6 separate regions of the Mus musculus genome follow, and regions 2, 3, 4, 5 and 6 are each linked to region 1. A link is a loop called in an ENCODE intact Hi-C map of the cell type or tissue named here. Cell type or tissue: heart. All regions are shown on one strand. Region 1 overlaps Dnah2 (dynein, axonemal, heavy chain 2). Region 2 overlaps Chd3 (chromodomain helicase DNA binding protein 3). Region 3 overlaps Wrap53 (WD repeat containing, antisense to Trp53). Region 4 holds the start of n-TTagt5 (a tRNA gene). Region 5 holds the start of Per1 (period circadian clock 1). Region 6 holds the start of Phf23 (PHD finger protein 23).

Evidence for each region. Hi-C counts contacts between places; a loop is a spot of excess contacts. Peaks named below come from ENCODE experiments on the same cell type or tissue, not always from the same donor. Only the 100,000 strongest peaks of a DNase experiment are listed, where the experiment ranks them.
Region 2: a loop joins it to region 1, with 3 times the contacts of the local background. A loop is called at or near these places in 3 of 42 quality-filtered maps.
Region 3: it touches region 1 in a loop (2.4-fold over the local background); 2 of 42 quality-filtered maps call a loop at or near these places.
Region 4: a loop joins it to region 1, with 2.6 times the contacts of the local background. A loop is called at or near these places in 3 of 42 quality-filtered maps.
Region 5: it touches region 1 in a loop (4-fold over the local background); 13 of 42 quality-filtered maps call a loop at or near these places.
Region 6: it touches region 1 in a loop (3-fold over the local background); 10 of 42 quality-filtered maps call a loop at or near these places.

What each region holds. Positions count from the first base shown.
Region 1 is chr11:69,416,814-69,421,813 of GRCm38, forward strand. It overlaps Dnah2 (dynein, axonemal, heavy chain 2), which reads right to left. Exons shown (of 86, transcript NM_001081330.1): 83 at 4,917-5,000; 84 at 4,749-4,823; 85 at 4,457-4,607; 86 at 3,996-4,334. The coding sequence ends at 4,180. It overlaps Gm51903 (a long non-coding RNA gene), which reads left to right. Exons shown (of 2, transcript XR_003949708.1): 2 at 2,176-3,990. It also overlaps a transcript of Kdm6b not described here. Among named protein-coding and RNA genes, the nearest start is that of Kdm6b, 3.1 kb to the left of the region's middle. In heart, a CTCF peak has its summit at 2,787 (motif pointing left); DNase peaks (open chromatin) are centred at 858, 1,258, 2,168, 3,408 and 2 weaker places; H3K4me3 peaks cover 5,000 bases; H3K27ac peaks cover 4,921 bases; H3K27me3 peaks cover 1,017 bases.
Region 2 is chr11:69,363,584-69,368,583 of GRCm38, forward strand. It overlaps Chd3 (chromodomain helicase DNA binding protein 3), which reads right to left. Exons shown (of 40, transcript NM_146019.4): 2 at 1,109-1,221; 3 at 390-560; 4 at 37-161. Among named protein-coding and RNA genes, the nearest start is that of Gm32483, 2.9 kb to the right of the region's middle. In heart, a CTCF peak has its summit at 2,840 (motif pointing right); DNase peaks (open chromatin) are centred at 1,538, 2,968, 4,658, 4,998 and 3 weaker places; H3K4me3 peaks cover 3,801 bases; H3K27ac peaks cover 4,146 bases.
Region 3 is chr11:69,573,471-69,578,470 of GRCm38, forward strand. Wrap53 (WD repeat containing, antisense to Trp53) reads right to left here. Exons shown (of 10, transcript NM_144824.3): 2 at 4,977-5,000; 3 at 4,156-4,267. It also overlaps the pseudogene Rps27-ps2. Among named protein-coding and RNA genes, the nearest start is that of Wrap53, 3.3 kb to the right of the region's middle. In heart, a CTCF peak has its summit at 1,959 (motif pointing left); no DNase peak of the experiment used is centred here; H3K4me3 peaks cover 1,435 bases; H3K27ac peaks cover 723 bases.
Region 4 is chr11:69,108,898-69,113,897 of GRCm38, forward strand. Per1 (period circadian clock 1) reads left to right here. Exons shown (of 23, transcript NM_011065.5): 23 at 184-1,063. The coding sequence ends at 462. It overlaps n-TTagt5 (a tRNA gene), which reads left to right and starts at 1,568; the gene lies at 1,568-1,641. It overlaps n-TScga3 (a tRNA gene), which reads left to right and starts at 2,022; the gene lies at 2,022-2,103. In heart, no CTCF peak of the experiment used is centred here; DNase peaks (open chromatin) are centred at 334, 754, 1,534, 2,044 and 1 weaker place; H3K4me3 peaks cover 3,338 bases; H3K27ac peaks cover 2,135 bases.
Region 5 is chr11:69,097,125-69,102,124 of GRCm38, forward strand. Per1 (period circadian clock 1) reads left to right here and starts at 1,825. Exons shown (of 23, transcript NM_011065.5): 1 at 1,825-1,884; 2 at 3,385-3,792; 3 at 3,881-3,979; 4 at 4,072-4,226; 5 at 4,327-4,448; 6 at 4,551-4,752; 7 at 4,863-4,914. The coding sequence starts at 3,518. In heart, a CTCF peak has its summit at 2,865 (motif pointing left); DNase peaks (open chromatin) are centred at 587, 1,717, 2,277, 2,967 and 4 weaker places; H3K4me3 peaks cover 4,115 bases; H3K27ac peaks cover 4,362 bases.
Region 6 is chr11:69,993,616-69,998,615 of GRCm38, forward strand. Gabarap (gamma-aminobutyric acid receptor associated protein) reads left to right here. Exons shown (of 4, transcript NM_019749.4): 4 at 844-1,334. The coding sequence ends at 909. It overlaps Phf23 (PHD finger protein 23), which reads left to right and starts at 2,151. Exons shown (of 5, transcript NM_030064.4): 1 at 2,151-2,438; 2 at 3,982-4,013; 3 at 4,131-4,223; 4 at 4,686-5,000. The coding sequence starts at 2,405. In heart, a CTCF peak has its summit at 1,986; DNase peaks (open chromatin) are centred at 986, 2,036 and 3,676; H3K4me3 peaks cover 3,112 bases; H3K27ac peaks cover 2,402 bases.

The sequences.
Region 1 (5,000 bases):
TATTTTCTGATACTCATTCGGTATTAATTTTATACCAACCACTGTGCTAAATGCTTTGCATAAATTATTTCACTGCCCCCTCCCATCAGCTAGAAGGTAGGTATTGATATTTAAATGTCCCAGATTGCAGATAGGAGGTTCTGCAAGGTTGTGACTTTTCCCGAGTCCCATTTAGTGGCAGAGCTGGGGTTAGAATCCAGGTTTGAGCCGACAATCCACATTCTTAGGCACAAGAAAGGAGACTCTGTAATACCATCACCAACTCCAAGATTTAACAGAGGGCAGCCATAACTATCACTGGACTTCTCTCTCAAAAGTGGGCAATACCAGAAGCTGATCCACCTACCTACACAGATAAAGACCTTGACTTTTCAGCCTAACTCTTTCTCCTCAGTTTGGTAAGAGGAGGTGACGGGAGTCGCAGGGATGGGCTGGTGTGTATACCCACATACAGCTCCTCTCTTAGGGGCAGCTGTCTTGCAACTACACCCACTTCAGCTCAAGCTGGGAAAGGGGCAACCTGACACTGGGCCATGCAGCAGGTGGGAAACTAAAAAGACTTCAGGAGACACTTCCAAGGGCGCGCGGGAGGGAGTACGGGGGGTGGTAGTGGTAGTGGGGACTGGAGAGGAAGTTTTTCCATGGCAATCTAGGAAAAAGAAGGGGGGGGAAGACCCAGAATTCTCTCAAGCCAGCAAAGGGGCAAAGTCTTTCAGGCCACACCACACCCGCGCCCCTCCCCCTTCACGAAACTCCAGGCCAGGGTTTCCCACCTGCAGGATGCTAATGCCAAGGGAAAGGAAAGGAGAAAGAGATGGCACGGGACTGGAACGGGACTCTGGGCAGAGGTGGGAGGGAATGGAAAGGGGAGGAGATCGCATTGCCTGGCAACCGTCCCGGGGCACGTGCACTGGTGACATCATCCCAGGCCACCTCGAACACAGACCTTTGACTCCTACCAGGGCGAAGAAGCTGCTAGCTGGCTAAATTTCCTGAGAAAATAGCTTTAGGAATTCTGGGAACCCAAAAAGGAGACGAAGGAGGGAACCCAGGCGTCCTGCTTTTATCTCTGTTAACCCCAGCAGAACCAATCCTAGGGAATCCGGTCATTCGCCTGCCTCCTCCTCTCAGCCTCCAGCCTTGACCTCCCAACCCACATTTCTGACTGTCCCGACACGCCCCTCGGAAATACTGTGCCTTCTTTCTTCTGGGCTTGATCCCGGGTTAGGGGCGGGAGACTAAGGGACGGGGCACCAACCAAGTCCCGCGGGACTCCGTCTGCTATCTGCAGGATCCCTTGTGCCCCAGCTGGCCGCCAGCCGGAATCTGTCTGGGTCCCCAACTCTCCCGCCCCTCCCGCGCCGTTCCAGGGCGGAGTCTGTGGAGTTGAAATCAGGACACGCGGAGAGGAAGAGTTATATAACCCTCTGGAGAAGCAGAAAAGGACGAGTGGAGACGGGGACAGCCCGAAAGGAGCCAAGGGAGGTGTAAAGAACGCCAGAGCGTGCGAGGAGGAAATGTTAAGGAAGGGAAGAGGAAGGTCTGGTTTGCCTATCAAAAGCAGGAATTTACAAGAAAAAAAGAAAATAGGCGTAATGACCCTCTGGCCTAGAAAGTCACCGGGACCACAAGGGGCTTCTCACAGTGTCCTGCCCTGTCACTAACTGCAGCTAGGCCTGGGTGGGTTAAGCCTCGGGAAGGGGTGCTTGTACCCACTCCCTTTCTTTTGTGGAAACACCCTTTGCCGGAGCTCGGGAAAGCCGCGGCTGAGCCTAGGGGGCCGGAAACCACAGCTCCGCCCAGCCCACCTGGGAGCTTGGGGCGCCAGCTGGGGGTGGCGGTGGGGAACACAGGTAGCGGGCCTTCCCTCGAGAGGCTGACATTAACAGTCGACACCCGGCTAAAGAGCGCAAACCCACCCAGACGTCTGGGCCCGCAGGGGTTGAGAAACACAACCCTGGACTAGTTTGCAAACACAGACTGACGACCTGAGGCAAAGGGGGGGGAGGGAGGGAGAGACACACACACGACTCGCCGCGCAGGCGCAAGAGACTGTCTGGGCTCGTGCAGTGGAAGGGGTTGTACAGGGAGTGGAGCGTGTGGGAGTGCACGTGCGGATCCTGGGTAGCCACCGCCACCACCCCCCCTTCCACCTCCTCCCTCTCCCTCTTTCAGGCTCTCTATGACAGCTTCCCATTGGTCACTAGGACCCTGACGTAGTCGACGTCCGCTAAAGCCGATTGGACTGGAGAGAGTGAGTTTGGGAATCTGGCGGTGGACGTTCCCCAGCCTGTTACTCTGGCAACTGAGAAAACAACCCTGGCAAGCGACGGAGGTTCGACCAGCCTTACTCTGAGCAACCACTGGGTCCGTTCCTATCGCACCTCAATTAATTACTTCTTTTCTCTCGGAGTTCTCATCGCCAGGAACTAGGTGTTCTGCCTTCGACCTTCCCCACACTCCAGCCTCCAAGACACAGTCACAGGCCACAAGCCAGAAACGAATCTGCAGTTTAGTGACCAACTCAACCCAAATGCCACTTCACCACTGTTTATTCTAGGCCGGAAAAAGCATAGTCTCTCGCCCTGTCCCTAGCTTCTGCACTTTACCCATATGCTTACAATTTCCTGGGCCGGGGGCGGGTGCCAGACAGATGACAGGGAATCAAAGGTGAACCTCAGCGCACCTTTCTCAAAGGTGCGTGTCACAGCTATAGATAGCCCCCCCCCCCCAACCCGCATGGCCCTCGGCTCTGGTGGGCGTCTCATCTTCGCCATCTCGTGGCTACGTGGGAAAGGTTCAGCATGGAGAAAGGGCCAGAGCCCAGTGAAGGCTAGGGAACTGAAGACGGAAAAGTGAGGAGGAGGGCACCGGCAACTAGAGGAACGAACCAGGCGAGGCCGAGAGCAGACGGTGCGGTGGAGTGCTGTGAGATGGAAAAGCTACCGCTCCTGGAGGGATGGTGAAAGTTGAGAATACATACACATCTCCCCGGAGAAAAGAGCTGGAGGGAACCTTTGAGTGGCCCTGTAACTGGAAGTTCACTTTGCCTGATCGCTTCTGATCTCAGTGAGCCAGCGCCTAGCCATAGCCCTATCTGCAAACTGTCCTATAGTCTCCTTCCTCAGGACCGCTGAGCCCCGCCCTAGTGTCAATTCACCATCCCAAGCGGGACTGGGATTACTTTTAGGCCCTTTTGACCTTTAGAGCCAAGACCACGGGTTTTCCACTACCTTTGCCTTGTTCCCTTTTGGGGAACTTAGATGTCCTGCGCCCCGACTCTGACATTGCTTTTCCCAAGACTCAAATGCCTTGCCCGACCTCTCCAGAGAGTCTGACGTCCCGCCCCTCCCCCTTGCAAGGAGATGGTCTCCCTCTTTCCAAAAGTCCCTGCGGCTTCCCATTACCTGGTTCTGGGGGTCCCAGGTATTCAGGATCTTCAAGGCCTCTCGGGGGTCGAGCGGCCCCCCCTCCCAGGCAGGAGTTGGGGGGGCCGCTCCACCCCGTGGCGCAGTTTGATTTTCCAACACAAACACCCGCCCCCACCCCCCTTCCTCAACCCCGCCCCCGACTCGTGGTCCCGCCCCTCGCGCTGAAGTCCCTCTCTCCGGCTCCGCCCTGCCTTCGGTCCGCTCCCCTCAGCTGTAGTCTCAGATAAGAATCCCCAGTAAGGATTGCAAGGCTTCGTTACTGTGCAGTGTATAGAGCCCATCACGGACCCTTACCTGACAAGTCTTTTATTCTATTTGCATCGCGCGCCCTTCCAAAGCAAGCCCCACCCCGCCTGCTCAAATCCTTTCCAGGAGACTTGGTCACACCTTCTTTTAGGCCTGGTGGGCAAGTAGTTCAAGACCACGCCTCCTCTTATAGGCCACCTTTCTCTTCTCAGTTCTGGTTGTAGCAGCTCCTTTCCTTAAGTCCCAGCTTCCCTCCCTCCTCCAGGTTTCCTCCACCCCCAACACACATTAAAACACCATCATTGAGAGACTTGGGGCTTGGTTTTGCACGGTTTTTACTGCACTGAGCGCCAATACAAGTCTTCCACCTTTTCCGCTAGCGCCACTAGGTACTGTCAGAGTGTCACTATATGCTAGATTCAGCTAAAGTCAAAGCCTGAGATCCAGCTTTAGTTCAAGGTCCTAGGGCTTCCGACCCTCTCAAGGAGGAGAGAAGAGCTCATCAGCTGTCCAGGCTCATCAGTAGAGCAGTGCCCCTCTTAATCCAGTGATCAGATGTCATGGATCCAGATCGGAGATCGATGCCTATGACAAAGGAGGCTCGATCTGTGCTGCCTGCCCGGTTGGGATAATAATAGCAGGGACAGGAGTACATGCCTAGGGGAGAAGAAAAGAAGTAAGATTCTGGAGCCTGGAAGATCAGAGCAAGTGCATTTGGGAACTGGAGCAGGGAGGATGGGTTAGTATCCAAACGGGATAGGGAGGGGGCAGTTTCCCACCCTTGGCACTTTTCTTTCGGCTCTCTGCTGGACGGAAGTGGATCGTGGGCATGAGGCAGACCAGCTGCATGGGCTCCGCCTCCACTAAACAAGAATTCTTTCGGTCCCAGCCAGCACCCTCCAGGTACAGGCCCCGAACCCAAACTCCATCCTGGAGAGAAATGGAGACAGAGTTGAGGGAAAGACCCTACGCTGACAATACCTTTGACCTAAGTCCTCTGTCCTCCTCTTCACCCCACTTCCCACTGTTTCTTCCATTTCCCTCCTCATCCCGAGCCCATCCGCCTCCCACCTTGGGTGGATACACCAGGTTGCTGTCGTCCACAGTGGAAACTATAAATTCCCAAGAGAGGCTGTCCACTGAGATCTGTGGATTGAAGGCGACAATGAAGGAGGCCCCCAAGGAAGAGAAGGAATGAATGCACGTTCCTAGGCTGCCTCCCCGGCTCTGGATGCTCACGTTGTTTTGGCGAGCGGCAGACTGCAGTACCGCAGTGAGGAAGCCAGTGGGGAAAGTGAAGCCAGACAGCCAAAAGAGCACCGG
Region 2 (5,000 bases), 53 kb before region 1:
AGTATTTGTCTGAAAGGCCTCCTGGTTCTGTCATACCTCATGAACTGACTGAAAGCTTTGTAATTGGTAAGTGTGTGGTAGTCCTCCTCGGAGAACACGTGTTCCACATCCTCTAAGCCCCAGGTCAGAAGCAAGGTTGCGGATGACTTCTGCTCCACCTGCTGAGTGGGGGACAGGATGGTAAGATGGGGTTACCCTGGCTCCTCTCCCAGCATCCTTTAATACCTCTGTTAGTGTCCACCAGTCTCCTGCTCCCCTGTGTAGTCCAGTCCCCATCCCCTACAAAGTCCAGCTCTGGTGGCATCCCTCCATCCCTTACAAAGCCCAGCTCTGGCAATGTCCCTCCATCCCTGTGCCACTCTCTGTGCTCACTCCCTAACTCTACTCACCTTGTGTCCCCCATCCCCTTCTCCCCTTTTCCTCCTTTTTGTTTTTTTCTCTTTTTTTTCTCGGTGCTTCCTTCTTCGTTTCCGACCTGGTCCAGTTCCATACTCGCTGCCTCCACTCTCTGACTTCTCCCGGTACTCATCTCGCTCTGAGCCAAATTCCTCTTCACTGTCCTAAGGAAGAGAAATAAAAATAACATTTATTCATTCTCACCACGTGCCAAGAACTGTTCTTACTGCGAAACATATTTTATCTCTTTCCATCTTCACAACTACTCCATGGACCAGCAATTGATCTCTATTTGTTCACTTTTTTCAGAGGAAACCGAGGCACAGGGAGTCAAATAAACTGTCCAGGAAGGCAGAGGATTTCTAGGCTCTGAACTCACACCCGCTTCCTCTAAGACTGTAGTTTTCTTTTTCCCTCTGTATTGGGAATTAAATCCAGGGCTCAAACACGCAAGGCTCTGAGCTCCTCCCTCAGTAGACAGTGTGCCCTCAGTTCTTTCTCTCAGATGGCGAGGGAGTTACACTGACAACTGGACTCTGTACCAGGCTAGAGAAAGTGGGGTTAGGGTTCCAAGTCCAAGAGAGGCAGAGGAGACACATGAGAGAGGGGGTAAAGTCTCTTGACCCTAGGAACCCCTCTGCCCACGTAGCCAGGAACAGAGAAAATGTCATCTCTGGGAAAGGGCCCCTGAGCCTTGCTGGGGGACACTCACGAGCTTCTTCCGTTTCCTAGGTTTGCCTGGCTTGTTTTCCTTCTGCTTCTTAGGGCCTCGTTTTCGCTTCTTCACACCCAACGCTGAAGGCAGCAGCCGAATATCATCTTTATCTTTAGAGAAAAAAAAGTACCAAAAAATCTAAACTTGGAGCGTCCTTCGTTGTCCCCTTCTTACTGCCACCGTGGCACTCTCTAGGAACCAAGGCAATAACTCCTCTAAATGTCGCTGCCCCTCAACGGATGCAAACAGTGTTTCTAGTACTCTGGGATCCTCTGGTTCTGAATGGAGGTCAAGGGTCAGAAAGGAGGAGCAGCCAAGCCACTCCCTCTTCTCCCCTCCTGCTAACAAGGGACCAGACTGTAGGCCACCGGCGCAGACTGTGGCAGGTCCTTTCAGTACTCGCCAGGGCTCCTCCTGCCTTCCCCCTCACTTTGCCAGCTGGCAGCTTGCCCAGGAACCGGGGAAGCCATGCCCAGCTGCTGGCCTGGCCTGACCCCAGCACTTGGAGTAGGGAGACACAAGCTGGCAGCTCCCTAAGCCAGATGCTGAGGAGTGAGAGCCAGAGGTGGACACCTGGGCTCTCACACTAACACCCTGGGGCCCTGACATCCTTTTTGCCAAGAGGGAGGCCTGCCTCTATTTACATTTTCTTGGATAATCACACCAGCACAGCACTGGAGCAGAAGAAATTCTGTCATCCTCTCTTCCCCACAGGACCAGTATCTGCCTCCAACACATCCTAACTCAGCAAAAGCAGTCAACGCAATTCCCTAAACAGTCCTCCTCCCGGACGACTGGAGCCTACCTGCCTGCCTCCACATCTACTCCTGGAGGCTGCACCTCTATCCCACGCCTTACCTTTCACCTCTAAATCTGTCCCAGACATGCTGACACATCTATATACACACATTGCAGGGACACAAACAAGGACAGAAACACAGACACACCTAACATGTGCAGTCTCAGATTCACACACACACACACACACACACACCTGTACCTGCTTCAGCACAGCTATGGCCCTGCCTCTCTCCCCAGAGGGCGGGCCCAGGACAGGTTCTTCCCTGATATCCCACCACCCCATTCTCCCTGACCCCTGCCAGTCTGCTTAAGGTTTGGGGATCAGAGTTGTTTCTCAAAGATTAAGCCCTAATGCCACATAGAAACGGCCGTGGCTTACCTACCACCCCCACCAGTCACTAGACTAACCAGCCAGACCTGTCTTGTCCAAGTAGAGGCAGCTGCAGCCAGAGGGGAAAGCCAGGGCTTGGCCCAGCCTCTTGCCCTAGGACACACAATATTCCTTCCCTCAACAGCCAAGGGAAAATTAGCCACAATTAACACCCCAGGCCTGGGATTCCGACCTGATGCTACCTCTCCTTCTACCTCCACAATCCCGGGTCCCTGTGAGGAAAGACACTCTCGGATGGCGGGCGGTGGACGGCGTGTGGGCATGCAAAGGGGGCTGCCTGCCCAGAGGCAGTGTGTGAAAACCGATCCAGGGCTGTAATAGGAAGTCAGACGTCAGGCCCAGCAGCTGGCTCCCCTTAACTCTAGGGACTTGGGTTAACACGAACATGGAAACGACGACCGCGGGGCAAGTGGCAAGGGCAGGCCAGGCTATGCCAACTGGCTAAGGATCAGGGAAGTGGGCCGCCTGGGTCACCCTGGGTGTGTGGGGCGAGGAAGCCCGTGAACTCTACTTCCCACCCAGCCCGGCAGGAGGTTCTCAGTTTTAGGCCGACGTCGGTGGCCAGCAGAGGGAAAGAATGGCGAGGAGAGGCAAGGAAGGGTAATAAAGCAAATCTAAGCCCCAACCTCTGTCTCAGCAGCCTCTCAAAGCTGGCCGCGAGCCCAGACTCTCCCACTTCCCGGCTCAGATCTCGGGAAGGTGGGGAGGGCGAGGGCGGAGTCTGGCAGTAGGGCTGTGGGAGGAGCCTGGGCAAGAGCCTTGCTCCCGCCCCTCTCTCCTAATCTCGCCATCAATCTCTCACACTTATATTTATTTTTTTCTCAAATTCCCCTCCCTCCCCCACAACGAACCTCCATAATAGGTCTACTGCACATGCGTACTGAATGCAGGAGGTGGGTTTGTATTTTCAGACCTTTTGCAAAGAAACTACCAGAATTTTCCGCACCACCCACAATCATTTCCCCACCCCCATCCCCACCCCCCAAGGAATCACATCTATATATTATGTTATATTATTTCTCTAGACTTGCCAGAAGGGGGAGGGAGAAGAAATGAGGTTTTTTTCTTTAGCTTCCTGCTCCCTTCCCCCACCAACACGAATGCTATTATTTTAAACGTTCAACAATGTAAGGAGACTGGCGCGATGGGGGAAGGGATAAAAATTGGTCTTGGGTAAGAATGTAAAACAAAAATGGTGAGAATCAAAGCAGTCGCACTGAAAAACAATGGAAGGCTCTCACGAGTACAAATTCATATTCCAGAAAGAGACGAGGGCGGGCAGCCTGAACAGAGCTCCTTAAGAGGAGACTTATTTTTCCCCACACTGAGGTAGACGGATAATGAGTACGCTAAAAATATTTTCCGAAAGTTTTACCTCAGAAAGTCATCTGAGGGGGTGTATCTGGGTCATTTTGACTTGGAGGGCTGGAAGGGGGATGAAATTGCCCAGGGAGACAGAGGAGGTGAGATTTCATTTCAAACATAAAAATTCAAAAGCTTTTGACGCTTCTCAAGGATTCAAAAGCAAGGGGGGAGGGAGGACGCCACACAAAGACCCATCTCGACCTTAGGCTCGTTCATTCTCCTCTCTTACAGGCATCCAGTGCCGGGGATCAAAACCAGATCCGGAGTTCAGAACAGTTAGGCGAGAGTTACCGACGCCCTAACTCACCTGACAAGCCCCTCTCCCCTCTTTTTCACACCTTGCCGCAGGCAGCCCTGCGGGCAGCCCTCTCTCTCCTCAGGATCTTTAATTCTTCCCCCACTCCAAGGGAATCCTGAGGGCTCGCTGGAATAACTTTTTTCTAAACTTTTCCTCTTTTACAGGTAAACCTGACGAGGTTAGGGGTGAGGCTTTACCCAATACGCATTAAACACATTATTTTTAACACCCCCCACCCCCGGAAAAGCTGTCTCAACACGTGCGACAAAAAGTCACAGTGGTCAGTAAGACAGTTTTACAAATAACGTTTTAAAGTTTGGTGTGTGTGTGCTGCTCTGCCGCCAGAGACTTGGGGGTGTGGATGTCCCCAATCAGAGGTTGGCGACACCTATCCTAAAGAAGCTAGAAATCACTCTCCACTTGGAGGGTGGTCTGAGAGTTGCGCCACTGATCCAGAGAAGGGTCTGTCCCAAGCACAGCTGGACGTCCTACGCCAGTGGCAGGTGACTTGTCATCTCGGAGAAGGGTGCTGAGTGATGATGGTCAGGACAGAGCAGCTGGGTGGGCAGTTCACGCCCCCCAACGTGGTCAGGGTGTGTGGGTGGTTTCATCAAGAGAGTGACAGTGAATGGCAGCCACGTGAGAGTCACAGCTGGGCAGTTCGGCCACCCCAGACTGACGGGGTCACGAGGGGGGGATGGGGGCTGCACTTGACACAAAAGAGCCCGGGGCAGAGATGACGAGGGTGGGGCCGGGGGCATCTGGCTCCCCAGACATTCTCCTGTCTCTCTTCAAATCTGAGGTGACCCGAGACCTCGGCGGCCAGCTAGGGGGGAGTGGACGGTATGTCCAAGTCTTACTCCAGGAAGTGGTCTGCGTGGAGTGTGGCCACCACCTGCCTCTGGTCATCAGCCGCTACAAACATTCGCACGCCCCCTCCCACGCGTGCCACCGCACACCCCTAAGTTGGCGGGCACCGAAGTCCCTGCAGGTGGAGGGGCTGGTCCGCGGGCCACTGTCCCACCTCTGCTTGC
Region 3 (5,000 bases), 160 kb after region 1:
AAGGGCTGGTAAAATGGCTCAGCGGTTAAGAGCGCCAACTGCTCTTCCAAAGGTCCTGAGTTCAAGTCCCAGCAACCACATGGTGGCTCACAACCATCCGTAACGAAATCTGACGCCCTCTTCTGGAGTGTCTGAAGACAGCTGCAGTGCATACACATATAATTAATAAATAAATAAACAAATCAAAACAAACAAACAGTAGAAGACTAAGTTCCTGCGAGCCACCACGAGGTTCCGTCTGCTCTGAGTCAGGCTGCAGAGGCTGGACTCTCCTTTTCCTTCTCTGTCTTTAAGATGCTGACAGGTGCTCGTGGGAGAAGGTTCCCGAGCCTTTTTACTTTCTTTAAAGCTCCTCTCCTTTCCGGCGGTGACGACCTCCCTACGAGAACATGCCTCTCGCAAAGGATCTCCTTCATCCCTCTCCAGAAGAGGAGAAGAGGAAACACAAGAAAAAGCGCCTGGTGCAGAGCCCCAATTCCTACTTTATGGACGTGAAATGCCCAGGATGCTATAAAGTCACCACGGTCTTTAGCCATGCACAAACGGTGGTAGTCTTGTGTGTTGGCTGCTCCACTGGCCTGTCAGCCTACAGGTGGAAAAGCAGGGCTGACAGGAGGACGCTCCTTCAGGAGGAAGCAGCACTGAAAGGCCCTGGTTGAAGATGAATGGGAACCTTCCCAAGAAACACGTTTTGGATAAAAACAAACAAACAAACTCCTCTCCCCACCACATGGCTGCTTGTTACCATGTGGCTAACCTTGATGTGTAACTCAAATGTCCCTAAAACTGAATAAAAAAAAGAACCACAACACAAAAACATGACAAGGACCAGGGCTGCAGCTTCATGGTTGAGTGCCTGCCTACCAGGCAAACCACCACCACCATCATCACCACCACCATCATCATCACCATCATCATCATCACCACCACCACCACCACAGCCCCCGCCAACAACACCCAGGTGTGGTGGCACAGGCCTTTAATCCCAGACTCAGGAGGCAGAGGTAAGTAATTCTCTGTGGGTTCAGAGTCCAGGCCAACCAGGTCTACAGAATGAGTTTCAGGACAGCCAGGACTGTTACACAGATAAACCCTCTCTCAATACTACAACAACAACAACAACAACAACCACCTGGCTTGAAGGATGACTGAGAAGAAGCCGTGGATTCACACTGCATTCGGGCCTGATGATGTCATGCATTTACTTCCTTGGAACCGCAGCCATTCCCCTCAGTTTACACCCGCCACTTGCTCCCACAGTCAGTGTCCTCAGCAGATTGTCATTACCACCTCTAACCACCAAGTTCACTCCCTCTCTCCACAATTCTACAACCCGCTTCTGCCAGACACAGCAGCTCCTGCCTGCAATCCCAGAGCCCTATGACAAGACACAAGGTAGAGACAAGACAATCCCCTCACCTGCAGCACTGAACGAGAGACCCTGTCTCAATCAACATGGAAAGCAGTGACCCATACCCAGAAGTGTGTTCTGACCTCTGCATGTCCCAAAATTCACACACGCACACACACATATCACGTGCACACAAAGGGGTTTTTCCACCTATGTTTACGAGCAGGGCGTAGCAGTGCATGCCTGTGATCCTAGCACTTGAAGCATGAAGATGAGGAGTCTAAGGTCATCCTCAGCTACTCACGGAGCCCAAGCTCAGTCTGCAGATGAGCCCTTATCTCAAGGGGGGGGGGAGAAGCGGACAGTCCAGAAGCAGGTATAGAGGATATCTGAGAGGATCTTTGAGGACAGTCTGGTCTACATAGTGAATTCCAGCCAGGGCTTCACAGTAAGACCCTGTCAAAAAACTATAAAAAGCAGCTGGAGAGATGTCTCAGTGATCAAGAGCACTGGTTACCCTTCTAGAGGACCGAGGTTCAACTTCTAGTACACACATGGCAGATCACAGCCTTCTGTGACCAATTCCAGTGCCCTCTTCTGACCCCTACAGGCACACATGTGGTATAGACATATAGGCAAAACACCCATACATGGTCTACAGTTTCATGCCAACCAAGGCTACATAGTAAGACCCCATCTCAAAACAAACAAACAAACAAACAAAACAAAGACAACCAGGGTCTGTGTGCACTAGGCAGACAACCTCGGCACTTACGGTAGAGCCAGCAGATAGGAGTTCAAGGCTGTCCTTGGCTATACAGCTGCTTTGAGTTTGAAGCCAGCCTTTTCTACATAAGATCGTCTCAAAGGCGTGGGGGAGTGAGGGTGCTGGAGAGATGGCTCAGCAGTTAAGAGCACTGCTCTTCTAGAAGACCTGGGGTTCAATTCCCATTGCCCACATGACCGCTAACAGTGATCTGGGACTCTAGTCCTAGGGGATTTGACCTATCTTCTGGCTTCCATAGGCCCTGTATGTATGTGGTGCACAAATGTACATTCAGACAAAACTCATATGCATTAAAACAATTTTTAAATATAAAAAAAAAACCAAACAAACAAAAAATCCAACTTTTTACTTGGGTGTGACAAATGATGCCTGTTAGTTTCCAGCACTTGAAAGGAGGGAGGAAATCAGGCTAGCCTCAGCCACATAACGTGCTAGAAGCCAGCATGAGACCTGTCTCAAAAAGAGGTGGCTGAAAAGATGGCTCAGAGCATTTAACTAGCAGAGGACCCAAGTTCAGTCCCCAGCACCCATGTCAGATGCCTTCAAAGTACCTACCAACTCCAGCGTGGCTCTCTACTGGGAACACAAAGGTCCTTGTGTCTACAGGTAAAAACCCTATTCTTCCATCCAGAAAGCTAGGAATTGAAGTGATTAATAGTCCTGTGATCTGTTATCTGCTGGGCTAAGCCATACCAAGTTCCTTCAACCAGGGCCAGAGGTGGCTAGTACTCTAAATGAGCCTTACAGACAGGGGCTCCCCAAGCTCCCACAGCCAGGACCTGAGATACCTAATAGTCTAAATGACCTTCACATCATCTGTATGGCCAGGGGCTTCCCCAGGCTCCCACAACCAGGACTACAAGTGGCTAATATCCCAAACGACCTCTATAGCATCTGTATGACCAAGATAAGGCCAGACGCTTCCTTAGGCCCTAGATCTTCTTGGAACAAATGACAAAATGACATGTCAAGTCAAGTTTCTATGCAATTATGCTTCCTCGTGTCCCGGAGATTGCATTACACCAGGAAACGTTTTCCAATTATACTGCATTCACTGCCTGAGATCAGCCTCCCTAGCATCCTGATCTACCTTGATGGAAGCCAGTCTGAACCAAGTTTTCATTCTCACCTGACGTTCTCTTGCCTGCCTGACACCCGAAGACCACCCCCCTCAGCTCTGAAGCACACCCCCCCCACACACACACACACTCACACACTTTAAAAAAAAAAAAAAAAAAACTTGGTTTGGTTATTTCAAAACACGGTTTGTTTGTTTGTTTGTTTGTTTGTTTTTCCATATAGCTCTAGCTGTCCTGGAATTCCCTCAGTAGACCAGGTCATCCTCAAACTCCAGAGATCTGGAAACTCTGTCTTCCAAGCGCTGGGGTTAAAGGAAAAGAGGGAGAGAGCAAACGGATATGGAGTCTCACAGCACTGCTCGGGTGCACTGTAGCTCGCCACAGGCTGAGGTAAGGGCTTTGAGAGCATTTGTTAGGCCGTGTAATAACCTTACTTATTGATATGCATTTGCACACTGCCCCCAAAAAACACAACCAGCTCTTCAGTCATGGTTCATGTCTACACAAGCCCAACACAGGGGTCTTCAGTCATGGTTCATGTCTACACAAGCCCAACGCAGGGTTCTAGCGTCCTGCAGTTGAGGATGGCCTTGAATTTACCTCTTCTCCACCTCTGGGGAGCTGTGGTTACCAGTGAGGCAGCACAGCAGTCTATGCAGTGTGGGGGCTCAAACATGGGCTTCGCGTGTAATGCTATGCTAGCACTCTACTGAGCTACTTCCCCAGCACCATTTGAAAAAAATCATTCTAGAAACACACAATGTCACAGAAAACACCGGCTCCTGACTAGTCTTTAAATGACTTCATAATTCAAGGCAGAAAATGATGTATATAGTGAGGGAAAATCCTGTCTGTCAACAGGTGACGCATGGACACACAGTTTTCACTTGCAGGGAGGGCTCTAAAGTGCAAGGGCTGGCAAAGGCCCCTACCCTTACCATTTCGGCGTAATCCACCTGCTCTTGTTCACTGTACAATTCTGGGGGCAGGTTGTAAATCCGAAGGACATTATCAGCACTATTGGTCAAGATACAGGAACCGTCAGGGGCCCTGAAAATACAGGAAAATTAGAAAACCCAAACAGAGCTGCGATTTCAAGGTTGTAGTGCGAGGGCCATGGCTAGCCTCTGAGTCCCTGAGAAGACACCCGGCTCTAGGGAAACAAGCTCGTGCAGAGAGTGGTGGCACACATCTGTAAGCCCAGCTCCTGGAGAGGCTGAGGCAGAGAACCAACCTCCAGGCCAGTCTGGGCAACTTGACCCTATCTCAAAATAAAGCAAAAAAGGACCAGGATGCTGGCCACTCTGAGGTAAATCCACAATACGATACACGGCAGTACGCATCCACAGGGGAAGGGCAGGGAAAACCTTAACCTCGGTATCACCCGTAGTCTATTGCTCCCTAGCAACTTCTAGAAACCCTGGGGTTGATTTTAGCTTTTGTTTTGTTTTGCTTTCCCTCAAGACAGATTCTCTAAGTAGCCCTGGCTGTCCTAGAACTGGACCCATGGTCCATGTTTGCCTGGAACTCACACATCTGCCTGCTTCTTCCCCCAGAGTGCTGAGATTAAAGGCATGCGCCCAACTTTGTTACTGTTTTTATTTTAAGACAGGGTCTCACTCTGTGGACAAACCAGGCCTCCATTTCCCAACAGTTGAGATTACAAGACTGTCGTCCCACCGAAAGGGGCCAAGTATGTGTGGTTAAGTTTTAAGGGGAAACTCCTGAAGATGGCCATCTCCTTGCCCATCGTACTTACCACTTGCAACCTTTCAAGAAGTTC
Region 4 (5,000 bases), 310 kb before region 1:
GAAGCTGGGCTCTCCAGTCTCCTCAGTAGAGGATTTTCCTGTCTTGTTAGACTGTAGGTACATGTGTGGACTGGTTTCTTGGAAGTATATTTTGCGACTCACTATTGGGTTAAGGTCGGGATGCTGGGCTAGCAGGTTCCCAGTGAGGACACTACATAACTCATCCTTTCTTCTCTCCCTAAGGCGTGTGTGGACTGTGGCAGCAGCGTTCAAGATCCTGGCCACTCTGATGACCCCCTCTTCTCAGAACTGGATGGATTGGGGCTGGAGCCCATGGAAGAGGGTGGAGGCGAGGGTGGTGGGTGTGGTGTTGGCGGTGGTGGGGGTGATGGTGGTGAGGAGGCCCAGACCCAAATTGGGGCTAAGGGTTCAAGCTCTCAGGACTCTGCCATGGAGGAAGAAGAGCAAGGTGGGGGCTCATCCAGCCCAGCTTTACCTGCAGAAGAAAACAGCACCAGCTAGACTCCATTTTGGGGCCGCTTACAGCAGTCTAATGAGAGGCTTCCTTTCGACCATGTTGGGGTTCTTATAACTCAAGATACAGCTGGACCAACCAATAGGAAACTGCCCCAGCTTCTCCCAACATAGGGGGCTGGACCCCCATTACCAGCCCAGGCACAGGAGCTGCCTCTAGCTTCTTAGCAGAGTGGAAGTTCTCAGCCCCATTTGGAGGATTGTCCACGCCCGTCCCACTGAGGAGACGGGCGGGTCTTCGGTTAAGGTTGCTGACAAGCTGCTGAAGTGGTCTGTCCAAATCCCAGCTGAGCCTGAGTCCCAGTCGCAGGGTTGGGGCTGCACTTATTTATTTGGGAGAGACAGCTCACTCTCCCACCTCACCCCAAGATGGGAGGAGGGGAACCTGGGATCTGTGTAGGATCCAGGTCCGTGAACCCCTAGCTGCTCCAGGGTGGGGGAGGTTGGTGGACCATGGAGTCCCTGGTGCTGCCCCTCAGGTGGGACCCAGGTGTTCTCAGCTCTACCCTCTACCAATGACATTTGTGTTTTTGATATTGTGTCTGTTATTTTTTTTTTAATACAAAATGACAAAATGAAAAACCAAAAACCCAAGACTTTGTGAAATGAAGTTGGGAGTTTGGGTGAGGGGAGGGGTGGTCCTTCACCAGCAAGGGTCGCTGTGTAAGTGGGAGATAAACTCTTCCTTTTCCCTCCACATTCCTGGCAGCCAAGGACGTTGTAAACTCTACACTTAACACAACTACAGTCTTCACCATTACCTTAGCTTGGTTATCTTTACAAGAAAAGGGGCAACGTGGCTAAGGTTTTGGCAAGGCCAGTTCTCCGTACGGTGGCAGAAACAAGTAGAAGTGCTTGGAACTCCGTGGGCTGACTTCTAAAATTTATGTTAGCACACCAGAAATAGCTGGTCACTTTAGTTAAGATACCAGTCCTTGAACTTAAAACTTAGAAGAGGGGAGCTTGGGAGGGTTGAATAATAGGAAATCCAGTTCGCACTGTTGGTCAAAATAAAAAACCTCCTTTCTAGGCACCTATTTGCTACCTGCCTCTAATAGCTGATCTACTTCGAAGTGAAAAGTGCATTCTCGTTGGCGCCGTGGCTTAGCTGGTTAAAGCGCCTGTCTAGTAAACAGGAGATCCTGGGTTCGAATCCCAGCGGTGCCTGGTTTATGTGGGAAGTGATATATTATTGCTGGATTATTGACATCTAGCTGCCGCCTTGCCTAAATATACTCTTAATGCCAGTTTTCCTATGCACTTTTAAGAGTATACAGAGGCAAACCTCTGATTCTTAAGACCCTGCTGCTCAAACCTAGGAAAGACTGTCATACGGAATGTACTAGTTTTATATTAGGGTTTCACTGTGGCTCCTTGAGAAGAGAGCCACGGGAAGACGTTGCTGCTCAAGAAAAGGCCTCGACCTGGCACTCTAGGTGTAGCGCACGCTTTTAAAAAAAAAAAAAAAAAAAAAGGAACGGTGAAATCCGCAGGGGTCGAGGGCCTTGATGGCCAGCTATAGCTCCACAGGCCAAGGGCCGCACGCGGCTGTGATGGCCGAGTGGTTAAGGCGTTGGACTCGAAATCCAATGGGGTCTCCCCGCGCAGGTTCGAATCCTGCTCACAGCGCTAGTAGTTTTGGTATTGCTGTCCCGATTAGCGGAAAGTAGTTTATTTTATTTTCCAGTTCTTTCTTTAAAGAAGCTCCCACTGGGATTCTGTCACCCGGGACCGTTTCGGTAGCGCCTCGGTACGACTTACTGTGAACTTGTAAAAGACGCTTCGATTTCAATTCCTAACTCCGTTCACGAAGATTACGGGCTCCACTCGGAATCGCTCATCCCTTTTCGCTACTTTCCGACTGTATAACCCGAAACCACGAGTCATCCATTCACCTTGGCCGCTACCATTTCTTATTTTTGAGATTTGTGATTTGATTACATTTCTCACTTCCACTTCCTCCCTTCAAAACTTCCCAAACACTCCTCCCAGCTCTCCTTCAAATTCATGGCCTTCCACCCACCCCCAATTGTTATTGCATGCATGTTAAGTATATGTATATATATACACATATATTACCAAATATAAAGTCTGTATAACGCTACCTGTATGTGTATTTTCAGGGCTGAGTGCTTGGCACTGGCAAAACAGTCCAGTCTTTCCTGGTGCGGGCGGATCACCTCTCTCCCTCCCTGCTTTTAGTTGCCTACAGCTCTTTGTGTGGGGCTGAGGCTCTATTTTCAGCTTCAGTGGGAAAATGGTTTCCCCCAGACTCCACAACTCAAGTAGCTTATCACCACCACTCTTCCTTTCTCTGATTACTGCAGAAGAGCACTCCCAGGGAACTATGGCCACCCCCCAACCTCCCATATCTAGATTTTCCACCTCTCAGGCCCACATTTCTCTGCTTTCCATATCATCCAAGTTTTCCTTTCTACTGTATTGCTCCCATCAGCGTCCAGAAGTAGTGATTTCATTCAGAACAACAAAAATATCTGCTGTGTGTTCTTAGAACTCTTATGTGTAAGGCAACTTAATCCCCAGATATGGAAACTGATGGGAGGTAGGGACTTTGGGACATTATTTGAGCTAGAGGATGTCACATGAGTGGATCTCTCATGATGACGATATCTCTATAAGAAGCAACTCCCAATAAGCTTGCTTATTCTGCCGCCCCATGATTCCCTCTTCCAAATTCTGATGCAACAAGAAAGCTCTCACCAGATATGCTGGTGCCATGATCTCAGGCTTCCCAGCTTCCAGAGTGATGAGCTAAATTGGCCTCTGTTCTTTCCCAATTACTCAGAATATAGTGTTGTCGGAAGCCAACTGGAGAAAAGGCTGGTACACAGAGGAAGATGCTGCCTGGACCCCGGACTCCTCTTCAGTCAACATTCCGTTACTTGTTTTTCTGTATCGCAGGAAGACATCACTGTCCCTGCCTTCCTCTACCCCTCTGAACCCCCTCCAGCCTCGCTTCCTTTGTTAAGGTTAGCAAATAGCCATCACACTGCTAAATGACTAGTAGTCAGATGCTTGCCCTGAGAAATAGCCTCTTCATTTGCCTTCCAGCCTACAGCACCCTCCTGATAGTCCTTTTGCCTGTTAGCAGCTCATTCACAGCTTCATCTGGACCGCCCCCCCCCCCCCCCCCCCCGTTAGAGGGGTCGCCAGGCTCATTCTTCCTGGTCTTTCTTCTTTACCTGTGCTTTCTGCTGAGACATCGCTAGTCTAGTGACTTTAAAAGCCAGACGATCCCTTACATTGCCTCACGTTTCCTTCTCCAGCTCTGGAACTGTTCCTGAATGTTTATTATATATTGCTGGCCACTTTCTGTCTCCACTGGGCTGTATACTAGGGATCACAAGCTTTCCCTAACAATCCATATTGATCCGTCAGCAATTTCTTTTTCCTATAAGCAAGGTTTAGCATTTTAGAAATGTAACAGCGTGACTGACTTTACTATTACATCATAATCCAGGCTTGTCTCTCACTTGGATCATTGCAGGGTCTCCAAAATTACTCCCTGATGTCCAGTCTCTTGGGGTGCCAGGGATTAGCCCAGGACTTTGTGCGTGCTGGAGACTCTCTAAATGATGCCCCTCCTCACTAACTGCCACTCTTGTGACTCCAGTTCTCTTCCAGTCTACCCTTTTTGTGGGAGGGAAGAAGGGAAGGTTGAAACACAGTAGCTCAGGATGGCCTCAAATTCATTATACTCACTATGTAGTCCAGGTTAGCCTTTGAATCACAATGATCTTTCTACCTTAGCCTCCAAAGTGTTGGGATTGCACACATGAGCTTCCCGTCCTTTCCCTCACCAACAGAGAGGGATACTTCTAATATATAAACCGAGGAGGAAGGGGTGGAGGCTGGCTCACATCTCTACTCTTCCATCCAGGTTGAGACCAGCTTGGGTGCCATAGTGAGAGTTGGTTTCAAACACAGTACAATTCTAATCAGCTTTCTGAAAACACAGCACCAAGGGCTCAGGCTACAGCCAGTAGAGTAGTTCTTGCCTCTTGGGAAAAAGCCCTGGGGTCCAATCTCCAGATCCAGGGGGAAAAAAAAAAAAGCATGAATCTGATTCCATGAGTTCAGTGGGTGGTGTCAATAGAAACTCATTTTTTTTGGAACTGTACTATTTGTACTGTATGTGCAAATAGAAATGAATTCTCACATACACAGTTTTATAGCTCTTTATGTTATGGGGACTCTGCATGGAACAGCCCCAAGGGGGTCAGTGTAGTGGATTTCAAAGAAAAAATTACGAATATTCATGAGGCGAGTACATATTGTATAAATATTCACGACATGAGTGGCATAATCATAGAAGAAAGTGACCCCTTTCTCCCCTCTCAAATAATAATGAACCAATTCCTCCATGAACCTCACAAAAAGGTGTGTGTGTGTGTCAAAACCACGAGGCACGTGATATTCTAGTGACATCAAGCTTTTGAGGATGCAAAGCCTTCATCAAAGCATCTGTGTGTCTGAAGGCTCTTTTGGCTCAGTTCCTGATGTCG
Region 5 (5,000 bases), 320 kb before region 1:
GCCTCCCAAACCGCTGCCTCTCCAGCCTCCCTGCCCCACATTCCCCAGCTGCCTCGCCCCGCCTCCTGCCTCCGCTTTGACGTCACCTCCCTCTCCTGCCCCCGCTTCTCCATTGACGGCAGCAGAGCCTGGTTACTGTGGGGGACTGATGAGGCCCGACAGCCTGGGCCTTGGGATCAGGTTGGGGCTGTTTGGAGTGCTGAAACCTTTTGTCTGTGTAAATGACAGATAGGGAAGTGGGCGAGCAATGGCTGCTTGGGTCAGAGGAATCACACCTAAATCCTTGAGAGCTGTGGAAAGAGAAAGGGGTCTGGAAAAAAAAAAAAGGACAGCACACGGTCACAACGCAGTACGAGGGGGCAGGAGAGCAGCATCATTTTCAGGAGGAGGAAGCTGAGCACTCAGCCTCCCGTGTCTTTTGTTTTCTGTGTTTCCCTGCTTCTGTTTTTCTGGGTTATTTTATAACAGGTCTGTGTCCCAGCATTTCTATAGAACCTTGTCTCGCCCGCCTCCTCTAAGGGAAACACCATTGTTAAGGAAAGCTTTAGCCACGTGACAGTGAGGGGCGTGCACTTAACAGCTGATTATGTCAGCCGCTGCGTGTTGGCCTCTTCACTTGCCACCTACGTTTGCAGGGAAGCCTGAGAACTACTCAGCCCAGGCCTAGGGAAGGGGACTCTGTCACTGTAGCTCTCCTGGACCCAGACTGGCATGTTGTCCCCCCCTCCCCAAAATCGAGTCTCTATTCTCTTTTTATGAATCAATGCTCTACTTTTCTTTTGAAAACATAATTTGTTGCCTCCTCTCCTGAGGCTCTCTCTCCCCTACCTATCCTTAATAGAAACAGAGCCATCCTGTTTACCGAGCATCTACTGTCAGTCCTGACGCTGAGACGTACTTACCTTACTGCTGAGAATACAGTAAATGAGACAGATGGGCTTGCTGCTGGGTTCATGAACCTTGGCTTTTGTATTCTAAGCAGCAGGAATAAAAAGCCCAATAAAAAGCCCTTGCCACCCAGCCACCCATCCTTTTTCTGCCTACTGCTGCAACTGCCCTCTCTGCTGCCCCTTTTGTAGTACTGGCTTCCTGGTCCCCACTTTTGGGGCAGCCCTAAATGTGGGTGGCTGCATCCTCTGCAGAGGCAGCACTAGTCACCAAGTAGGCTTCCTGGAGACCTTTTCTCTGATTGGCTAGTGAAGCACCTGCTTTTGTTTCCTTTCACAGTAGCCATTGGCTTTCCCTGTCCTTTCCGTTTGTCCGTATCCTTCCATCACCCACTCACCCCTTAACGACACGTGGGCCCTCAATTGCCCTTCTCTCAGGATCTGAAGGGTCAGAGGAAAGGGTTGGATTCTTTATAACAAGGCTGGGGAGAGGCCAGGGAATGTCAGTCTAGGTTTTTCTCTCTCCCACTTCCCTTGGGTAGCAGACATTTCATTCACCCGGCACCAGGACAGGTGTCTTGTTCTGCCAAGCTGGTCAGTTTAGGAAGTAGGTTTCTCTTGAGCACTTCCTGTGGCCCAGGTATCCTCCCTGAAAAGGGGTAGTTTCCCTCCCTCACTTCCCTTTCATTATTGACGGTGTGAGACATCCTGATCGCATTGGCTGACTGAGCGGTGTCTGAGGCCCTTCAGCCCAGCACCAGCACCCAAGTCCACGTGCAGGGATGTGTGTGACACAGCCCTGACCTCAGTGGGGGCCAGTAGCCAATCAGATGCCAGGAAGAGATCCTTAGCCAACCGGGGGCGGGGCCTGCGGCTCTTCGGGCAGAAGGCCAATGAGGGGCAGGGCCTGGCATTATGCAACCCGCCTCCCAGCCTCGCGGAGCTTCTGGGTTGCGGGCCGAAACGGCAAGCGGATGGAGGGCGCTCGAACGGCCAGGTAGGGATCCCTGCTGCAATCCTAGGGTTAGTCTTTGTCCCGGAGCTTGGCCGCCACTACTTCCAACGTGATGGGTCGCTTTCAGCTCTCAGAGAGCAAAACAATAATCTGCCTTTCCTGTCACTATCCACCCTTCCCCGCCCCTGGGCCCTAGGTGTTCAACTCAACCCGTCACGGGTTGTCTGCGTTTGTTATTCGTTCACCTAATCTCCTCCTCTGCTCCTCCAGAGCAGCCATCCTGAACCTAAGAGACCTTTAGCGAACACGACCCCTTTACACATTGCTCGACACTCGGGAGTCCATGGGTTTGCCCTAGCCCAAAGACCCCCTTCAGGCTTCTGCGCTCCCTGTCTTCCTCCCTCCAATTCCTGGCCTCGTGCCGGTCGTGATGTCAACCGCTTCAGGCTGGAACATCCTGTTCTCAGCGCTAGTTCTTGCTGTTGGCCACAGCCTTCCTTCCCTTTTCTCCTGGCGCTCAGAAAATACTTGGGATGGGGGTGTGGTTAGACAGGGAGTAGAGGAAAAACTATATATGCTGGTTGTTGTGTGTCCCCTATCTATGTGGTAGTAGGGTTAACTAGAAAAGTAAGGGACGAAGGAAGATGCCTGAGTCGTTGCCTATGGCAAGTGGTAACTCCAGTCCTGGTGTTTGGGAGTGGGCAGGGGCTTGAGAAAGAAAAGCAGTGTCTTGATCAGAATAATGTTCGAGGCAAGAGCGAGGATGGGGGCGTTTCCACAAAGAGCAGAGGCCGAGTGGGGAAGCTAGGACTTGCTCCTGGAGTTCCTCTAGTTTGTTACTCTTCACATGGCTCCTAGGCTCTTTGGGCCCTGGGAATTTGTTATGGTGGGTGTTCTTCTCCTCCCCGCTGCCCTGAACCTTGTTAGCCAGTATGAGGGTGTGTTGGCCAGTATAGGACTGGGTCTGTTTCCCACTTCCACGAAGATGGGGATTGGGGGAGGAGTCGTTCCTGCCCTCCTGTGGTCCCTCCAGCAACCGCTGAGCTCAGCGGCTGACGTCGGTTTCCCTGGCGACCGCGGCTGTGGCGGAAGCGCGTGGTGGGGCCAGGCACATCGGCGCGCATGTGCAGCGGGGGTGGCACCGCCCCCGGATAAAATTAGCCCGGAAGCCTAAATATAGGAGGCGATCAGCTCACCCCCTGCTCCGAGGCCTCAGAGTCCCAGACCAGGTGGGGACCTGATGAGAATTTGGGCATAGGAAACCTGCAAGCTTTGACCCTCAGCTACTGTTCTAGTCGATTGTTCAGGCTGTACTCATTCCACACTGGCAAGGGGTGTAAGAGATGGCCTACGAGAGCTGCCTTTCTACCTGTGGTATCCTTAGGTCCCCCTAAGGAAATAGAACATATTTCTATTGCAAGCCCCAGGCCTGAGTCACAACAGTGAGGGGCAGGCAGAGGAAGGACTGGGTGTAGCCAGCAGATGCTGTGGGGTTAATAGCTCAGCTTTTGCTAAACATTCCTTTTTGGTTTCTTTTTCTAGGTGTCGTGATTAAATTAGTCAGCCCTCAGAGACAGGCGTCCTACCTCCTTTATCCAGACCTCAAAAGCCCCGTTGTGCACCCGTGGTGGCTTCTTCACCTTCCCTGTTTCGTCCTCCACTGTATGGCCCAGACATGAGTGGTCCCCTAGAAGGGGCCGATGGGGGAGGAGACCCCAGGCCCGGAGAACCTTTTTGTCCTGGAGGAGTCCCATCCCCTGGGGCCCCGCAGCACCGGCCTTGTCCAGGCCCCAGCCTGGCTGATGACACTGATGCAAACAGCAATGGCTCAAGTGGCAATGAGTCCAACGGACCCGAGTCCAGGGGCGCATCTCAGCGGAGTTCTCATAGTTCCTCTTCTGGCAATGGCAAGGACTCAGCTCTGCTGGAGACCACTGAGAGCAGCAAGAGGTGTGTACGAGTGTATGTGTGTGTATGATGGCATGATGCTGCTGACCACGTGGCCCTCCCTCACCTTAGCCTGTTCCTTCTTTTCTAGTACAAACTCACAGAGCCCATCCCCACCCAGCAGCTCCATTGCCTACAGCCTCCTGAGTGCGAGCTCAGAGCAGGACAACCCATCTACCAGTGGCTGCAGGTGTGTAGGCTGAGGGCTGAGGGAGATGCCTGGGGGCCGGGCCAGACTTCGGGGCTAATATCTTTACCCCTTCATTCCTGTGGGTCCTGCAGCAGTGAACAGTCAGCTCGAGCCAGGACCCAGAAAGAACTCATGACTGCACTTCGGGAGCTCAAACTTCGACTGCCACCAGAGCGTCGGGGCAAGGGCCGCTCTGGGACCTTGGCCACACTGCAGTACGCTCTGGCCTGTGTCAAGCAGGTTCAGGGTGAGTGAGTTGTGCTTCCTGGCAGGGTCTGGCCAGGACTTGGACTACTGTAGGGGCCTTTCTCCTAACTGAATATGGCTTGGATTCCCTTCTCCTACAGCTAACCAGGAATATTACCAGCAGTGGAGTCTGGAGGAGGGTGAGCCTTGTGCCATGGACATGTCTACTTACACCCTGGAGGAATTGGAGCATATCACATCCGAATACACACTTCGAAACCAGGTCAGTTACAGCTTGGGTCCTCAGTTCTAACCCCCCTCCCCGCCCCCCCACCCCCCATTCCTACAGCTCCTAAGTCTTCCCCCGGTCTTGGTCTCATTCTAGGACACCTTCTCTGTGGCTGTGTCCTTCCTGACAGGCCGGATTGTCTATATTTCGGAGCAGGCAGGTGTCCTGCTGCGTTGCAAACGGGATGTGTTTCGGGGTGCCCGCTTCTCAGAGCTCCTGGCTCCCCAGGATGTGGGTGTCTTCTATGGCTCTACTACACCATCTCGACTGCCCACCTGGGGCACTGGCACCTCTGCAGGTATAGTGCCCTCGTCCCTGTGGAGAGGACTGGAAGCTCTCATGTTGTGGGCTCTTCTTGGCTCAGGACAGAGATGGCGCTCTGGTCACTTCCATTCCCTTCTGCTTTAGGTTCAGGTCTCAAGGACTTCACCCAGGAAAAGTCTGTCTTCTGCCGAATCAGGTAAGGAGGGGGTGTAGGAGCAGGCCTCTCTCCTACTCGTCCCTGCTATCTGTAATGTGGTCTGTGAGAAGGGGGTGGGGCAGCTT
Region 6 (5,000 bases), 580 kb after region 1:
CTTTGTATAGCCCTGGCTGTCCTAGAACTCACTTTGTAGACCAGGCTGGCCTTGAACTCAGAAATCCGTCTGCCTCTGCCTCCCGAGTGCTGGGATTAAAGGCGTGTGCCACCACACCGGGCAGTGAGGTCAGCCTTTTTCTTTCTTTCTTTCTTTCTTTCTTTCTTTCTTTCTTTCTTTCTTTCTTTCTTTCTTTCTTTTTTTTTTTTTTTTTTTCAGAGACAGGGTTTCTCTGTAAAGCCCTGGCTGTCCTGGAACTCACTTTGTAGACCAGGCTGGCCTCGAACTCAGAAATCCACCTGCCTCTGCCTCCCAAGTGCTGGGATTAAAGGCTTGCGCTTCCAAGCCCAGCTTGTTTTTGTTTTTGTTTTTGTTTGTTTTGTTTTGTTTTGTTTTGTTTTGTTTTTTGAGACATAGTCTTTCTGTGTAGCCCTGGCTGTTCTGGAGCTCACTCTGTAGACCAGGCTGGTTTCTAACTCACAGAGTTCTGCCTGCCTCTGCCTCCAGAGCATTGGGATTGAAGGTGTGCACCACTACCACCCAGTCCAAGTCAGCCTTTCCTATAGGAGAGAGATAAAATAGGAATGATTGCTTTTCTTTTATTCCTTCTGTACTAGGGACCACGTTTAGTGCCTACTGTTGCTTACAGATGATCTGTATCTTCAAATCTATTTTGAGTCCGGTTCTTAAGTTGCCTTGGTAGCCTTTACCTTTCGGCCCTTTCCTGCATCTGAAATTACCAGGCAATGCTTAAAGTGGTTCTTGAGGAATTGAGGTATTGGTGGTGAATGGTTGAGTAACGAGTTCCCTTAACCTCCCCCCCCCCTTTTGCATTTACTTCAGGAACACCATGAAGAAGACTTCTTTCTATACATTGCCTACAGTGATGAAAGCGTCTATGGTCTGTGAAGCTGCTGTACCTGAGGTGGGGGGTTCCATTCTACGAAGAGAGGTGGCGCTCCTTCCTTGACATCCAGTTCCTCCTTCAGGCTCAAACACCACCTCCTTTCTTCAGGACCTGCACTTAATGTTTGAGGCTGTCTCTCCAGTCCCTCTCAGCAGGAGGGGTAATGGTAGATACAGCCTCCATACATCTCTTTCTCCCCTTGTTTACCCTCCATTCCCACTCTGATTTAGACTTCTTGATTGTCGATCTCTGTCACATCCGATGATTGTTTTGGTTTCTATTCCCTTTCTAACTGCCCATCGGGCTCAGAACCCCAATAATCCCTTCCTTTCACTATCTTCTTTTTGGGGGGTAGGTGGAAGGGATTGACATTGGATGGGGGAGGTAGGAGGCACATCAATAAAAAGGAAACCACCGAGCTGAATTGAATTTGCCCTGTGTCATTCCACCTCCTGGTTTTTTGTTTCAAGTATCGTGAACTTCAGTAGTGGGAAAGGGGAAGGATTGAGGTATAGATCAGTGAAATAGAAACGCGTTGTTGATGTTGGTAATTTCCTGTTTTTTAGTGAGTGGAATAATGTGAACATTATCTCATGAAAGTTCCATTTTATTTATGTGTGTATTGGGGTGTGATGTAAACAGAGAGGTGGTGGTTGCTAGTGTGGGGAGGTATGGAGAAAGTTTGAAAGTACCATTTTTAAGTAAGAATATCCAGATGTTACTTTACATTAAAGAAGATATGTTCATGTTTGGGAGGTGGTAAAAGGACTGTCTATTACTGCTGCCACTGGCAGAGGTTGTGCCAGGGTATGGGAGTCTGTAAAGTAGAATTTGAGAGAGGGCAAATACTAGAAGGTGCCATTATTACTAGGAGAACTTCATCTCCCAGCATCCATTTCTTCTTTTGGCCGGAAGTGGGGCGGTACCCTGAGGGGGTAAAAAGAAGGTACAAAGTGAGGCAGTATGGTGGCCGAGAGTTATAATCCCTTCTTCGTCTACTTTCTTGGTCCCGCCCAGCCTACACTTCCCGGGAGTCAATGTGCACTCTTCCGCTCTTCTTCCCGCTCCCCGTTGCGTATCTCCCCGCCACTCCCCTGGTGGTGGGGGGAAGTTGTTTATTGCGCCTGCGCCAATCCGTGGCTTCCTGGGAACTGAAGTTCCGGAGGATCTTGCATACCCCTTTCCGCTGCCCCTGCACAGACTACAAATCCCTTGGTGCACTGCGCGATAGTGCCGGCGGGGAGGGGCAGAAGGGAGGGAGGAGAGAGGAGGAGGAGGAGGAGGGAGCAGGCGGCCGGCGGTGCGGGGGGAGGGGGCCCGGTCCGGGAGTGCGGGAGGCAGTGGTGGAGGGAGGTGGCGGTAGCGGAGTGGAGTCTCAACCGCGCCAAGCGGACACTTCGGTGGAGCGAGGCGGTAGAAACACGGAGCACTCAAGGCAGCACCGGGAATCCCGGCTTCGAGGAGGGGGTCGCCGGACCGGGTGGAGGGGAGGGGGCGATGCTGGAAGCCATGGCGGAGCCCAGTCCCGAAGGTAAGCACTCCATAGGCACAGAGGACAGGGAGCGGGGTGAGGATTCAATGGGCAAAGTTGGAGGTCGAGCCCCGGCACCCAACGGAGGAGTGCGGGAAAGGGGGTCGGGGCCCTGGCTCTTGAGGTGGAAGGGCGATGAGTTGAGATAGCTTGGAGAAAGAGGAGCGGGAGACTGGGTCGGGATAGTTAGACATCAGGTACAGCGTGGAGAGTGGCGGTGCGGGGTCTGAGCGCCCGAGACCCAGCTTCGGGAACTAAGGGCTGAAAAGGCCTCGGACTGCTTGGAGCTCTGAGACAGAGAGGCTGGGGGAAGCTGCTTGCCCTCCGTAGAGTTGAGGGAGCACGAAGAGGATTGAGTGAGGGGCCCGGTAGTTGGCCGAGGTGGGGGAGTTGGTGGCGGTGGCGCTTGAGCACCTCGTAGTTGCCGCCAGAGCTAGCTTGGTGATTGTTAGAGGGGTGGGCAGGTAGTTGTGGAGTGGGGAGAGGGTCTGGGTATTGTCTCCGGTAGAGAGCCCGATACCGAGGGGCAGCTGTGGGGCCGGAGAACTGGGAAGCGAGGCGAGCCCGGTACTTGTAGGGGCGGCGGGGCGAGGTGTGTGTGTGTGGGGGTTAAGACCGGCAACTTGCGCGGGTGGGGGGTTGGTCGGCCGGGGCAAGAGCTTCCGAGTTGTGGAGTGTGTATTGGGGGTAGCGGCGTCGTCAGGGGGCCTTCTGTGGAGCGGCTGGAGGGTGACCGGGGGCTAGAGTTTATGGGTCCGTAGCCTAAGGGACTCGCTGAGTCCGGGGGCGGGAGGGGGGCGGCCGGAGAAGCTCGGAACTGGGCCCGGGGGCCCGGCGGGGAGCCCGAAGAGCTCGAGACGGGGAGGGAGGGGCTAAAGCCCCGGATGGGGGCGGAGGGACAGCGAAATTGTGGGGAGCGCGGCCGCGGGGTGGGGTGGGGGTCTGGCTCCGGGCTGCAGCTCTTCGCCCGTCCCGGACGCGAAGTAGCGTTGGGGAGTGTGAGCCTGTGTGTGTTTGGGGTGGGGGTGAGGGGCGCGCCCGGCCTCGTGTTCGAGTCGAAGGGGCCCGGAGGGCGGGGAGCAGTTCAGCGTGGTCATCCTGGACCCTGGGGGCGGGCAGGCGGCTTGTGCGGTCTCGGAGGGCCCAGGGCAGTGGAGCGCGGCCGGCTGGGAACTCTGGGCTCCGGGCGCGTGTGAAGGACGGGGGCGGGCGGTGGCCTGGTCTCGCCCCGGGAGCGGTATGGCGGGGTGGGGCGCCAAGAGAGCCGAGTTGACTGGAGAGGCTGGGAGGGGGCGGGGCGCCGGGCCTCGGGGTGGGGGAAGGGGAGCGCTATAGCGAGGCCGGGGAGGGCGCCGCGCCCAGGCTCCGCCCCTTGGGGCGGAAGGGGGAGCAGGGGCGGGTCCGGCACAGCTGGGGGCTGTGGCTGGCTGGGCTAGGCGACCTCACGGTGGATGGGATTAGGTCGGGAACTCCGAGGTTTAGAGGTAGGATTTTACACGGACTCTTTTCTAGTGCCTTGACTCAGCTTTTATTGATTTCACAGATCCGCCTCCGACTCTTAAACCAGAGACTCAGGTGAGCTGTCCCATACCAGAACACTGAGTGACAATTTAGGGGGCTGTGTTTTGGGGAAGGGCTCCTTTAACATTCGTGCCTGGCTTCCATACGATCGTGTTTTGTCTTTCCATTTAGCCACCGGAGAAAAGGCGGAGAACCATTGAGGATTTTAACAAATTCTGCAGTTTTGTCTTGGCCTATGCTGGTTACATCCCCCCTAGCAAAGAGGTAAGGAACAGAAAAGTAGCTGAGGTGAGGCAGAGTGAATTACTTTATAGGAAGAGCCTACTGTAATATGCAAGACTAAGAAAACCGGAAGCCCTTAGGGCTATGGTGGGAGAGCTGGTTTGGAGGGATGGAATAACGGCAATGAACGGCAGAAACAAAAATTTGGAGTGTTGCTCAAGACTTTTTAATGGTTTTGAGTGGCTGTTAACAGAAAAGTGTTTCCAGGTAAGCTGTAGGGAGATGAGTGTCCTAGCAAACGAGATACTGAAAACAGTGCTGGAAGTAACAGCTGTGGCTTCTGTGTTCTAAAGGTCCCCTGAGGACTGTGAGGAAGGTAGGTTATAGAGTACACATCAGATTTGGGGTAGGGATACGTCTAGTTCCTGGTTTTTATGCTGGACATGTGGCAGGGCTGAGCTGTCACTAGACTCCGGCTGACCCTAGTCTCTTCCTCCTTTTAAGGAAAGCGATTGGCCAGCCTCTGGCTCTAGCTCTCCATTGCGAGGTGAGAGTGCAGCAGACAGTGATGGCTGGGACTCGGCCCCGTCGGACCTTCGAACTATCCAGACTTTTGTTAAGAAAGCAAAGTCATCAAAGAGAAGGGCAGTTCAATCAGGTCCTACCCAGCCAGGACCCCCAAGGTCCACTTTTTCTCGTCTGCAGGCTCCTGACAGTGCTACTCTGCTTGAGAAGATGAAGCTCAAGGACTCTCTTTTTGATCTGGATGGGCCCAAAGTGGCATCTCCACTCTCTCCCACATCATTGACGCATACTTCC